Linked DNA regions of Mus musculus: all the other regions are linked to region 3. Evidence: chromatin loops called from intact Hi-C (ENCODE). Cell type or tissue: heart. All regions are shown on one strand. Region 1 has its middle 7.2 kb from the start of Gm52676. Region 2 holds the start of Gm52676 (a long non-coding RNA gene). Region 3 holds the start of Cyp4b1 (cytochrome P450, family 4, subfamily b, polypeptide 1).

Evidence for each region. Hi-C counts contacts between places; a loop is a spot of excess contacts. Peaks named below come from ENCODE experiments on the same cell type or tissue, not always from the same donor. Only the 100,000 strongest peaks of a DNase experiment are listed, where the experiment ranks them.
Region 1: it touches region 3 in a loop (3.0-fold over the local background); 4 of 42 quality-filtered maps call a loop at or near these places.
Region 2: it touches region 3 in a loop (2.6-fold over the local background); 4 of 42 quality-filtered maps call a loop at or near these places.

The regions. Positions count from the first base shown.
Region 1 is chr4:115,474,430-115,478,429 of GRCm38, forward strand. No RefSeq gene overlaps it. Among named protein-coding and RNA genes, the nearest start is that of Gm52676, 7.2 kb to the right of the region's middle. In heart, a CTCF peak has its summit at 1,814 (motif pointing right); a DNase peak (open chromatin) is centred at 1,852.
Region 2 is chr4:115,480,310-115,484,309 of GRCm38, forward strand. Gm52676 (a long non-coding RNA gene) reads left to right here and starts at 3,305. Exons shown (of 2, transcript XR_003955098.1): 1 at 3,305-3,479. It also overlaps the pseudogene Gm12833. In heart, no CTCF peak of the experiment used is centred here; no DNase peak of the experiment used is centred here.
Region 3 is chr4:115,646,098-115,650,097 of GRCm38, forward strand. Cyp4b1 (cytochrome P450, family 4, subfamily b, polypeptide 1) reads right to left here and starts at 1,624. Exons shown (of 12, transcript NM_007823.3): 1 at 1,411-1,624. The coding sequence starts at 1,590. In heart, a CTCF peak has its summit at 1,643; DNase peaks (open chromatin) are centred at 1,674 and 2,874.

The sequences.
Region 1 (4,000 bases), 170 kb before region 3:
AATTATTTCCTACTTCTCTGACCCTTGAGGGTTGGTTGGTGGACTGGTGAAGGAAAGGGGCTTTTCAGATCTTAACTTAGTTGTATTTGTTTTGAATATTTTAGTGGTTCAGTTTTGTGATTTGGACTTTGGGGAGGGGATGGTCACAAGTGTTCTGAGGTGAACTTGAGAAGGCTGAAAACTGAATTTGATTGAATGCATTATGTGAAATATCTACATAATCAATAAAAATATTATGTTATTAAAAAGGTAAAGTACAGAAGATAGAAAAATTAACACAGAAGATAAGGTTGGGATTAAAGATGAATTGTTATATTCCATTTGCACAATAAATATTTTATTTATTTATTTATTTATTTAGATATTTTCTTTATTTGCGTTTCAAATGCTATCCCAAAAGTCCCCTATGCCCTCCCCCTGCCCTGCTCCCCTACCCACTCACTCCCACTTCTTGGCCCTACGTTCCCCTGTACTGGAGCATATAAAGTTTGCAAGACCAAGGGTCCTCTCTTCCCAATGATGGCCGACTAGGTCATCTTCTGCTACATATGCAGCTAGAGACATGAGCTCCAGGGGTACTGGTTAGTTCATATTGTTGTCCCACCTATAGGGTTGCAGAACCTTTCAGCTCCTTGGGTACTTTCTCTAGCTCCTCCATTGGGGGCCCTGAATTCTATCAATAGATGGCTGTGAGCATCCACTTCTGTATTAGCCAGGCACTGGCATAGCCTCACTCGAGACAGCTATATCAGGGTCCTTTCAGCAAAATCTTGCCAACAATAAACATTTTTTAAAAAAACAAATGTCAGTTCTTTTTTGGGGGTTTAAGAAAGAGTTTATTTAACTTACACTTCCACAGCACTGTCCATCATTGAAGGAAGCCAGGACAGGAACTCAGAAAAGGCAGGAACCTGGAGGCAGGAGCTGATGCAGAGGCCATGGAAGGGTGATACTTACTGGCTTTCTTCACATCGTTCAGTCTTCTTTCTTTTCTTTTTAACTAGATACTTTCTTTATTTACGTTTCAAATGTTACTCCCTTTCCTAGTATCCCCTCCGAAAATCCCCTATCCCCTCTTCCCCTCCCCCTGCTTCCCAACCCACCAACTCCCATTCCTGGTCCTGGCATTCTCCTATACTGGGGCATAGAACCTTCACAGGACCAAGAGCCTCTCCTCCCATTGATGACCAACTAGGCCATCTTCTGCTACAAATAGAGCTAGAGCTACTAGTTCCACCATGTGTTTTCTTTGATTGGTGGTATAGTTCCAAGGAGCTCTGAGGGTACTGCTTAGTTCATATTGATGTTCCTTCTATGGGGCTTCAGTCCCCTTCAGCCACTTGGTTTTTTCTCTGGCTCCAGCTTTAGGAATTCTTAAAAGGTTCACAGCAGTTCACATAAAAATGACTACGTTTTTCCATCTAAACTAGCATAATGATTTTCAAGCCAAGTGATTATAATTATGTTCCAATTACATAGCAATAAACACAAACACATTTAAGCATGTTTAAATGTGTAGTATAATGTAAGAGGGAAACTGTTCTACAACAATTCAGTATGCTTCTGGTCCTAGTGTTCAATAAAAAAGAATGCAAAGAGCAATATTATATATCACACAGATTATCTAACATTAATAATTCACAAGGTGAATAATGTATTTTGGATATGAAGTATTTTAAGGTTGGAATGGTAGCTATGTTTGGTAGACTGACTCAAATTTTTCCAACATTGCTGTTAACTAGCTGAGCTACTTGAGTTAGGAGACTTGGGTGTGTCTCCAACACTGACCAGCCACCAGGGGGCACTGACATATTTGAGATAGCTAGACCCAGGAAACTGCATGTGAATTTGCAGCAGGCTGTCTTGGAAAAGAACAGAGATCCCAAGGTACCAAAAGATAGGATGCCAGTTGCCAGACTGGATTCTGCCAGTGGGGACAAATGTGGCAGATGAGATGGAATCAGCCTGCTTGGGTGGGAGGCTGGAGATTGTTGCAGGTTCCATGGGTCTTGATGCTTGTTCTATCTAAATTTTCAGGCCTCTTCTCTCTGAGATAGAATGTAGACACACATACACACAAACACACAGCAAGATTTCTTTGCTCCACACTTTTCTGTCTTGTATTTTGCTCCCTGGATGCTCTTAATTTTGTTGTTGTTATTGTTGTTGTTGCTGCTGCTATTTTTGACTTTCATGGAGTCATTATCTATATATAGGCACAGAGACTCTTATATATTTTAAATGCTTAGGCCTCCAACTTGGGCTACCCTTGCCCCCCCCCCCCAGCTGTTCTAACCTGACTAATTCTTCCAACATCCCAGCAAGTGACCTGGTCTACCTCTCTGCTCATGTTCACTCCCATCCACCTCTGTGTCTACTTGCTCAATCCTCTTGTGCCTGATTCTTCCCACTGAGCCCATCTCTGCCCAGACATCCTGTGTTTCCTCTCCTGACTCAGCCATTGGTCATCAGATCTTTCTTAAACTAATCAGAAGGTGATGGGGATATATATTTACAAAATACTAAGGCAGATGATGATTCGTTAAAAATAACAATACCAAAGTCTAGACAGTAATCATCTCTCTGCCAGTACAGAAATAAAAATTTGAATAATAGGAAGACAACCTTTACACAGTGCACAAAAAGATTCCCACACATGTTTTTACTTTGTGGTTACTATAATATAGACAGGCTAAAGAAAAAGAGCATTCTAAGGCCATCTCCATCCAACTTTGTTTTCTTTTTATGTTTTTGTGTTTTGTGTTTGCTATTCTCTATACTGCAAGAATTTAAATATAAGTTACATGTGGTAAATTACACAGAGACTCTCCTATGCTATGCAGCCCAACTGGTAGCCCTCTTTATTTTTTTTAAATTTTTTTATTACATATTTTCCTCAATTACATTTCCAATGCTATCCCAAAAGCTTCCCACACCCCCCTCTCCCCTACCCACCCATTCCCATTTTTTTGGCCCTGGCATTCCCCTCTACTGGGGCATATAAAGTTTGCCTGTCCAGTGGGCCTCTCTTTCCAGTGATGGCCGACTAGGCCATCTTTTGATATGTATGCAGCTAGAGTCAAGAGCTCCAGGATACTGGTAGTTGATAATGTTGCACCTACAGAGTTGCAGATCTCTTTAGCTCCTTGGGTACTTTCTCTAGCTCCTCTTTAAATGGGAAATTCACCTTGTGAACTATCACGTTTGCTTTCTAGCTAGATTGAGAGACATAATAAGAATGGATACATTATGAATTTGCAGGGGAGGGCATCAGAAAGAGCATTTAAGAAGAAAGGAGAAGCTTGACACACAGAGAGGCCAAGATATTCCCTAGCTTATATAATTATTAGAAGTTACCTTAAGCTTCCCAGACACATTAGGCTCAATATATACTACACTGGTGGTCTTTTGTAAGGATAAAATCCTGTGCAGTGTGTGGAAGCATCCCCTGTCAATTAAAAGTTGATGGCCCTTAGCAAAAGGCAGAAAGTAGAAGGTGGGAGTTCTAATAGAGAGATGGGAACTCTGATAGATAGTCAGAGGCAGGGAAATTTCACCATGGGCTTGGAGGAGACACATGAAACTGAAGAGAGGTAAGTAGCCATGTGGCAGAAATAGACTGGAATAAAGAGATGGGTCATGAGCTAGTCAGGGAACAAGCCAAAGCTTGTGGCCTAGATAGTTATTCATAAATAATTAAGTCTCAGAATTATTATTCTGGGAACAAAGATGGCAGGTAGAAAAGCTCATGGCTACAGTCTTTATTTGTTTTGGATGACAGGTCCTACACAGACTATGATTCACCTGGAAAATGCAGAATCTTTCTAGGTCAAAGGGTATTAAGGTCATATGGAGTTAGATAGATAAGAAGAACTCAAGGAGTTGAAGGGGTTTGCAGCCCCATAGGAGGAACAGCAATATGAATCAACCAGTACCCCCAGAGCTCCCAGGGACTAAACCGCCAAAGAGTACATACGGAGGGACTCAAGGCTCCAGCTGC
Region 2 (4,000 bases), 170 kb before region 3:
GGAAAGAGTAGCATATTAGATAGTTATTTCTCCTGAATGGAAATACTTCATTGTGGTGGTTGGGATATGCTTGACCCAGGGAGTGGCACTCTGAGGAGATATGGTCATGTTAGAGTAGCTGTGGCCTTGTTGGACAAGTGTGTCATTGTGGGAGTAAGCTTTGAGACCCTCCTCCTAGCCTCTTGGGAGCCAATCTGTCCCTGGCTTCCTATGGATGAAGATGTAGAACTCTTAGCTTCTTCTCCTGCCTACCTAGATGCCCCTTCCTGCTATAATAATAGACTGAACCTCTAAACCTATAAGATAGCCCCAATTAAATGTTATCTCTTATGAGAGTTGCTTTGGTCATTGTGTCTTTTCACAGCAATGGAAACCCTAAGACATTCTTTATAGCATAAAAATAAACACAACATAAAAGTTCCATGAAGCTTCTGTTGTCATCAAGATGAGCGGCCGCTGGCAGCATTCGTGAAGAAGTAGGAAAGCTGCTATTGCGAGTCCTGCTGCCACTTCTGTGAGACTGCCCAGGCCCAAGAAAGAGCTGCAGACGAGCAGAAGCTCAAGCTAGGGCGGCTCATGAAGAACCCAGACAAAGCAGTTCCAGTTCCAGAGAAAATGAATGAATAGGCTCCTCGAGCCCCTCCAGAATTCATCCGAGATGTATAGGCACCTACGGTGGAGAGAGTACCAGCGGCAGGACTACATGGATGCCATGGCTGAGAAGCAAAAACTGAGTGCAGAGTTTCAGAAGAGACTAGAAAAGAGTAAAATTGCTGCAGAGGAGCAGATTGCAAAGCACCGGAAAAAGCGCCAGAAGTTAAAAGAGAAGTTACTGGCAAAGAAGATGAAACTTGAGCAGAAGAAACAGAAGGAAGAACCCTGTCAGGGCCAGGAACTGCATGCCAGCAGCTCTGAAGAGGCATCTGAAACATAGGAGGAAGAGGAGCCCAGCGTTGTCATCATGAGGCCATGAGGATTTTCAGCAGCCGTGAACCCAGCTCATTCTGTGATAAGCCTTAGAAGAGAAAAGGCTGTGTGTGACCAGCTGCCCGACTGGCTGTGTTGGGAGAAGGCAGGCACCTCCTGCAGCCCTGCCTGCCTGGGGAGTGGAGGGAGCAGACTCTAGACATTTGCAGATTGCATTCTGTATCCTGCCCTGCTCTTGCTGAAGGGGAGTGAGTGCTTCCCCTTCCCCTGGTGCCTGTTCCCTTCTGCTTGAACAGCAGTGAGCTCTGGGCTGGTTTCTGTGAAGGGAATCTTTATTTAGTAAAGAGCAGAAAACCTTAAAAAAAAAAAGTTCCGTGAAGCTCCTGAAACTTCCAGTGGTTCACAAGGGCCTTCCCCAAGACTGTGCAAGCTGGAACTAGATGTTTAGGTATAGCTCCCATAGACTGGTGTTCAGACAAGCCTGTGGAGGCCACAGAGTGTAATGTGGTGGTTTGGATTTGTTTGGCCCAGGGAGTGGCACTATTAGGAGGAAGAAGAAACAGACCAAATGACCTGCCTAAAAGTCAAGTTCCAACGCTACAGCTTTCATTAGTCATCACCCACTTGGGGTAGACTTTTTGGTGATGCAGCTAACTTTGGGTCACCCATGCCCAGTAAGTCATCCCTTGTTACATTTTTGTAAGTAATCCCAATAAACTCACTGTTTTGCTGAGCTGAGCATGACTGAAATCCTTTCTGATTGTTGTCAGTGCCCTATCCAGTGTGAAAAGGTATTTGTGCAAGTCATTGTCAGAGAAGACAGACAATAATCACAGAGTCAAACTATTTGACAAATGGCTCAATTGAGCCTTCAAAGCACTCCTCTTCCTCCTTCTCCTCCTCCTTCTCATTTTTCTCTTCCCTTCCTCTTCTCTTTTTTCATCTTTCTCCTCTTCTCCCTCTCCTTCTTTATTTTATTAGAAATAGATTTTTTTTCATACAATACATTCTGATTATGTTTTCTTTTCCTTTAAACCTCTAAGGTCCACCCCACCTCCTCTCCCAACTGAACCCACATTCTTCCTGTCTCTCATTAGAAGACAAACAGGCATCTAAAGAATAAAAATCAAATAACATAAACCAAAAACAAACAAACTGGAATAAAACGAAACAAACAGAAGAAAAAGAGTCAAAGAAAAAGCATGAGAAATACATATAAATAGAGAAACACACACCCTCATACACACAGAAATCCTGCAAAAACACAGAACCGGAAACCGTATTATGGTAACACCTGTAAGATTAAAAGAAATGCCCCAATAAACATGATGAGACCAAGAACCTCAAAAGATGCCATTGAGTTTGTTTTCTGTTGGCCATCTACTGCTGGCTTGGGGCTTGCCCATAAGCATGGTTTGTATCTCCAGTGAGACTCTATTGAAGAGAACTAATTTTGTGAGAAGTTATCAATTGCAAATAGCTTCTGGGTTAGGAATAGGGCTTATGTCCACTTCCCCTCTCATTACTTAGACTCCATCTGGTGCAGATCCATGCAGGCCCTGGGCATGCTGCCACAGTGTCTGTGTTCATGTGCATGTCAGTCCTCGTATGTTTAGAATATCTTGTTTCTTGCTATCCACCATCCCCTCTGAATTTTATAGTCTTTCCACCTCCTCTTCTTCAGGGCGCCAAGAGCCCTGAGGGGAAGGATTTGATGAAGACATCTTTTAGAGGTAAGTGCTCCAAGTTCTTACTCTCTACACACTGTGTAGCTGGGAGGGTGGTCTCTGTATTTTTCCCATCTACTATAAAAGGAAGCTTCTCTGATGATATCTGAGCAAGGTACCGACTTATAAATATAGCAGAATGCCAGCAGAAGTTGTTTTATGCCCATATTCCTGTAATAGAACAGTAGTATTTTGTTTTCCCCTGGGTCCTGGTCGATCTTGTCTTAGGTTCTTGGCTACTGAGTATTGTTGGGAATATGTTATATCTCATGGTGTAGGCCTTTAATCCAATCAGATATTGGTTAGTTACTGCCATAGGCTCTGTACTACTATTGCACTAGAATATGTTGCAAAAGCAGGTCATCCTTGTAACTTGACACGTTTCTAAGTAGGTTGGTATTTACCTTTCTCCTTCAGTAGAGTACAAAATACCTACCTTCCAGTACCATGAACATTAATCCATAGGAGAAAAGGCACCAGCTCAACTTTGCTGTGTTCAATAAATTGTGTAGACTTTATCTTCAGCAGTATGGCCTTAGTGTGTATTTGTGGAGAACAATCAATAGACTTGTCAATAGCCTGAGTTGTTTGGGGTTTCTCATGGAGCAACTTTGGCCAACAACTCAATTAGATATAACCAATTCCTGGTACTGTAAGGATCATTTGGTGTTAGGAATTATTTGCCACTTCAATGAAGCAGAGGGGAGAGAAAAGAAAAAAAAAGAGTCTGCCTTCCAGGCAAAGTCATGGCAGATCAAGATCTGTTGACAAATCTCCCAGCCTGCTGACATGCAAAGATAAGAGGAGTCATACTTGAGGCTTTTGGTGAGGAGCTGAAGATTCTACTGACCTTGGTGGGAAGGGAATCTTTTGGGTTTAGAACAAATGTGTATATTTTAGCAAAATTGTTTCTGTTAGCTTGTGGCTTTGCTCCCCACAGTACTGTAGTATAAAAAGGCTATGAGAAGTACATGCAAGGATGGCGTGGTATAGTCATGCAGCCCTCCCATTATCTATCTCTTGCATCTTTTTTCTATCTTTCCTATAAACATCCTAACACCTTCCTCAGAGGACTGTTCAACTCTGAACTGGCGGGTCTGGTACAATTAGATAATGAGAGATATCCAGTTGGAGCTCTGTTTGTCTCATTATTGGACAACTTTATTTAGATTGCATTCATACTTGTATATATTTTGGGATGGCTGTACTGTGTTAGATTTCTATATAAACCCTAAATGGCCTTTAGTTTTAACTGTCCTTCCCCACCCATATTCTCTCTCTCTCTCTTTCTCTCTCTCTCTCTCCCTCTCTCTCTCTCTCTTTCTTCTTCTTCTTCTTCTTCTTCT
Region 3 (4,000 bases):
ACTAGTAGAAAAGCTGTAAGATGCTAAAATTAAAAGAATGGAGCAGAAGTGGACCCCTGGGGAAGCACCTTCATCCTCCTGGGAGCAGAGAATGCTCTAGTGTCACCCAAGACATCCTCCTCCCACCCATAGTGTTCAATGGTACAGGTAAGTTCATAGGTTATCCCCAACAAGTTATCTGTAAGGAGCAAAAATCAGATTAGAGACCAAGTTCATTTCCAGTGTCAATTCCCCAGATGGAAGAAGAAAAAGGTAGAAAGAATGACACCCGCTTTTGAGACTTCATCCATGACATCCATGCCTGGGCTCCCAAACCTGCCTGTAGCTCAAAGCACACCAGAAGACTTAGTCTCGGGGTCCTAGTTCCAATCTAAAATGTTAGTCTCCAGATGTTTGGGGAGGTGTGTGGAGGATCTGTTTCTCCTGCCTGACTCTAAACCCTTATCTTGTGTTTAGAAGGTCTGGATCCCCAAGACAAGAGGAGTTCCTGAGACTGGATGCTAAGGTGAACCCCTCCTGAGCTGCCTTAACAGGAGACCCAACCAGGACCTGAACCTGGGGAACCGCCAGAGTTCCTCAGCCAGACAAAGGAAAGAGAAAAGGTACCTCCCAGCTTTGGGGGTACCAACCTCTCAGACACGCTGGGATGCATCAGAAGACAGCACTTTCCTCTGTTTTTACTTTGAACGTCCTCTTGGTCACCAGCAATCTTTACACTGCATAGAGCAGGACACTTCGTGACTGCCTAGTTGTCGGGTCAAACTTTGAGGATGTAATTTCTCCCGGGTGTGATCTATCAACAAGCCTCCACACCGACTTGCATTCTGTTCCTCAAAATAATGGGCCTGACGTGGTGGCGCGCATGCCTTTAATCCCAGCACTCGGGAGGCAGAGGCAGGCGGATTTCTGAGTTCGAGGCCAGCCTGGTCTACAAAGTGAGTTCCAGGACAGCCAGGGCTACACAGAGAAACCCTGTCTCAAAAAAACCGAAAAACCAAATAAATAAATAAATAAATAAATAAATAAATAAATAAATAAATAAATGAATGAATGAATGAATGGAACGCATCTCAGGCTTTCTTAAGCTGCCACTTTGAAATGTTGTGTTGCTTCTGAAGCCAGCTTGAAAGTCAGGGGTGGGAAAGCTGACTAGGAGCCGTGGTTCCAGGCCTCAGCCTCTTGTCTAAATTGATGACCTCCCTTCCCCAACTCCCCCATATCCCCACATACCTCAAGGGCATCTCCCATATCCCCACATACCTCAAGGGCATCTCCCATATCCCCACATACCTCAAGGGCATCTCCCATATCCCCACATACCTCAAGGGCATCTCCCATATCCCCACATACCTCAAGGGCATCTCCCATATCCCCACATACCTCAAGGGCATCTCCCATATCCCCACATACCTCAAGGGCATGACCAAAAAGCCAGTGCTTGGGGGGCCCTGGGAAGCTGTCCAAAGCCCTGGCCAGCTTCTGCCTCCGAAACAGCAGGCTGAGGAGCTTCAGGACGGTTACCATCAGGATCACTACAGAAGCCCACAGGCCGAGGCGGGAAAGGCTTGGAGAGAGAAAGCTGAGCGCCATGGCTAAACTCGCAGGACCCAGGCTCCAACTGCCTCCAGATGCCCCCCTCTGGATTGTCTTATACTCTGGATACGGGCACTGAGCCAGTCCCCACCTCCTTTGCCACACCCAACAGCTAGCAGCAGCTTAAACTGGGCCGAGTGCCATAGGGCGGAGATAGCTGCCTCAAAGCTCATAGGCACCAAAGGACAGAGTATGATTCAAAATGTAGCTTCATAGAAACCAGACCTAACAGAAACCAGATCATGAACATCCCACCTTGGTCTCTTGGAGCAGAGAACAGGGAGCAGTTCTCTGTGTGATCATTAGAATAACAACTGCCTTTCTGTTTTATCGTGTATGTTCAAGGGACTTTATACACACTATCTCACTTAAACTCCCCAAAGAGGTCATAGGTCCTCATCCTTTATCTGTGTTCCAGATAAGATCATCTGTGCTTTCTCATTAGACAGCTTCCACTGTCCCCTTGATGTGGACCCATGACAGAAATGGTACTTTTGCCTGTTTTATAATGTTCCATGTCCCCTTTTTGAGAGATTCCCCAGAAGGATAGGAGGAAAATGAACTATACCCAAAAGCATAGAACAATCTGGACAGGAATGTAGAATATACTTTCAAGATGATAAGGATTAATCATCAGATCCCTTTGGAATCGATAGAACCACTCAGGCCCAGTGATGAGTAGAGAAATACTCAGTTTCCCAGAAAGGCTGTGATTGCTCTGAAATGCCACAGCCAAGGGTTTTCTGTTGAAGGACCCACCTTGCCAGGAAATGCCTGCTGTTTCTCCCTCCAAAAGAGAATTTTACCATTCATGGCAACCACAGAGCACATTTACCACCAATGTTTGGGTAAAGGTCTTTGATTTAAGCCTCCTTTCAGAAAGGTAGATGGGGTCGCAAAGCATGAAACATGATCTGGCATGGCATGCGTAAATTAACAACAAGAATCCCGTCAATACTCTTTCGTGAAGGGACAAGAACACTGTTCCCACAAACTGGTTGGACCTGCATTTGCTAGATATAACATTGGCAAAGGGAACTGTGCCCCAAGCTCTTTCTTTTTCCACTTTCCAGCCTCCTACTGGTGTGCCCCATAGTCATCCAAATCAGAAAGGAGGTAGTGAGGACCTAAAGGAGGGTCAATCTGTGGGAGTTAGATTTTCAGCAGTGACAGAAAAACAAAGACTGAGTATTGTACAGAGGTGACAGGGCCAAACCAGCACACAGATGGGCTTGGAACTCCAGCAGCAGGTCCTGACTCAGAAAATGGTGAGTTGCCAACCTGGCTTTGTAGTCCCTTCTGGCAGAGGAGACCTGGAGGATAGCATAACAGACCCACCCACAGGCCGAGAAACAAGAGATAATATGATGAAAGGAACTCTGAAAGCTCCTTCTTCGTTGGTTTAGCCCACTTCTGAAAATCCATATCCATCCCAATGAAAATGCAGTTCACCCAGGTCAGAGAATTAGGGAACATGATAAGCTCTCTGCTGAGTTTTCACATTTTTAGAGTGAATTTGTATATCAGCATGCTGACCCCCAGGAAGTGTGATAAAGGATGTGTTTGAGGGAGGAACTAAGGGAGCTTCTCTGAAGCTTCCATCCACTGGGATTAACCTAGCTCTCCAGGCTACCATAGAAAACAGTTGCTGTGGAAAGAAGTTTGGAGATAAGCCACCATCCAGTAGTATGCTGTAATGGTATGCAACTGGGACTCAATGGCAGATTACACATCTTCTCTCAACTTTCAGTTCAATGACATCACACTAGCAGCTAGGAACTGACCATTGTAGGAACATTAACATCACAGAAATTGCAAATATTGCCATGGCTTTCTCCCCTAGGAAACCAGCTATTAAATGTTTCCCAACATGCCATTGGCCCAAATCCCAGGTTTAAAGTATTCCTTATCCAGTGGCACTTGACTAAGAAACTATTATGACTCAGGCCTGCAGGAACACTGGAGGCCCCTTTATAGAGCCTCAAAAAGGACATTTGCAAATCTAGAATTGTCACTTGTCAGAGAAAGACTAAGGCTATAAACTCAGGGAAAGCCACTGCCTTTATCCAGTAGCTCTTCTTCTCAAGGAAGCCCCCCTCCAGTGCCTTTCTCTCCTAAAAATATCGATTCTAGCCTTGATTGACACTCTTCTTGACTGTGTGCACTTTTTTCTTTCAAATGCTTTCAATCTGTCACATTCCAGAGACCAAGTGTGCCTTTCCCTTGCTTTGCACAGAACAGAAAGGCACACAGTGGGGTGACAACCATATTCATGAAACAACCTCAAAAAGCTGCACTGTGATGTAGAAGTGGAGACAACAGGGTCAACGGCCACTCACAACATGATCATGTTTTGTGTGGTGTGGTGTGGTGTGGTATGTGTGTGGTGTGTGTGGTGTGGTGTGTG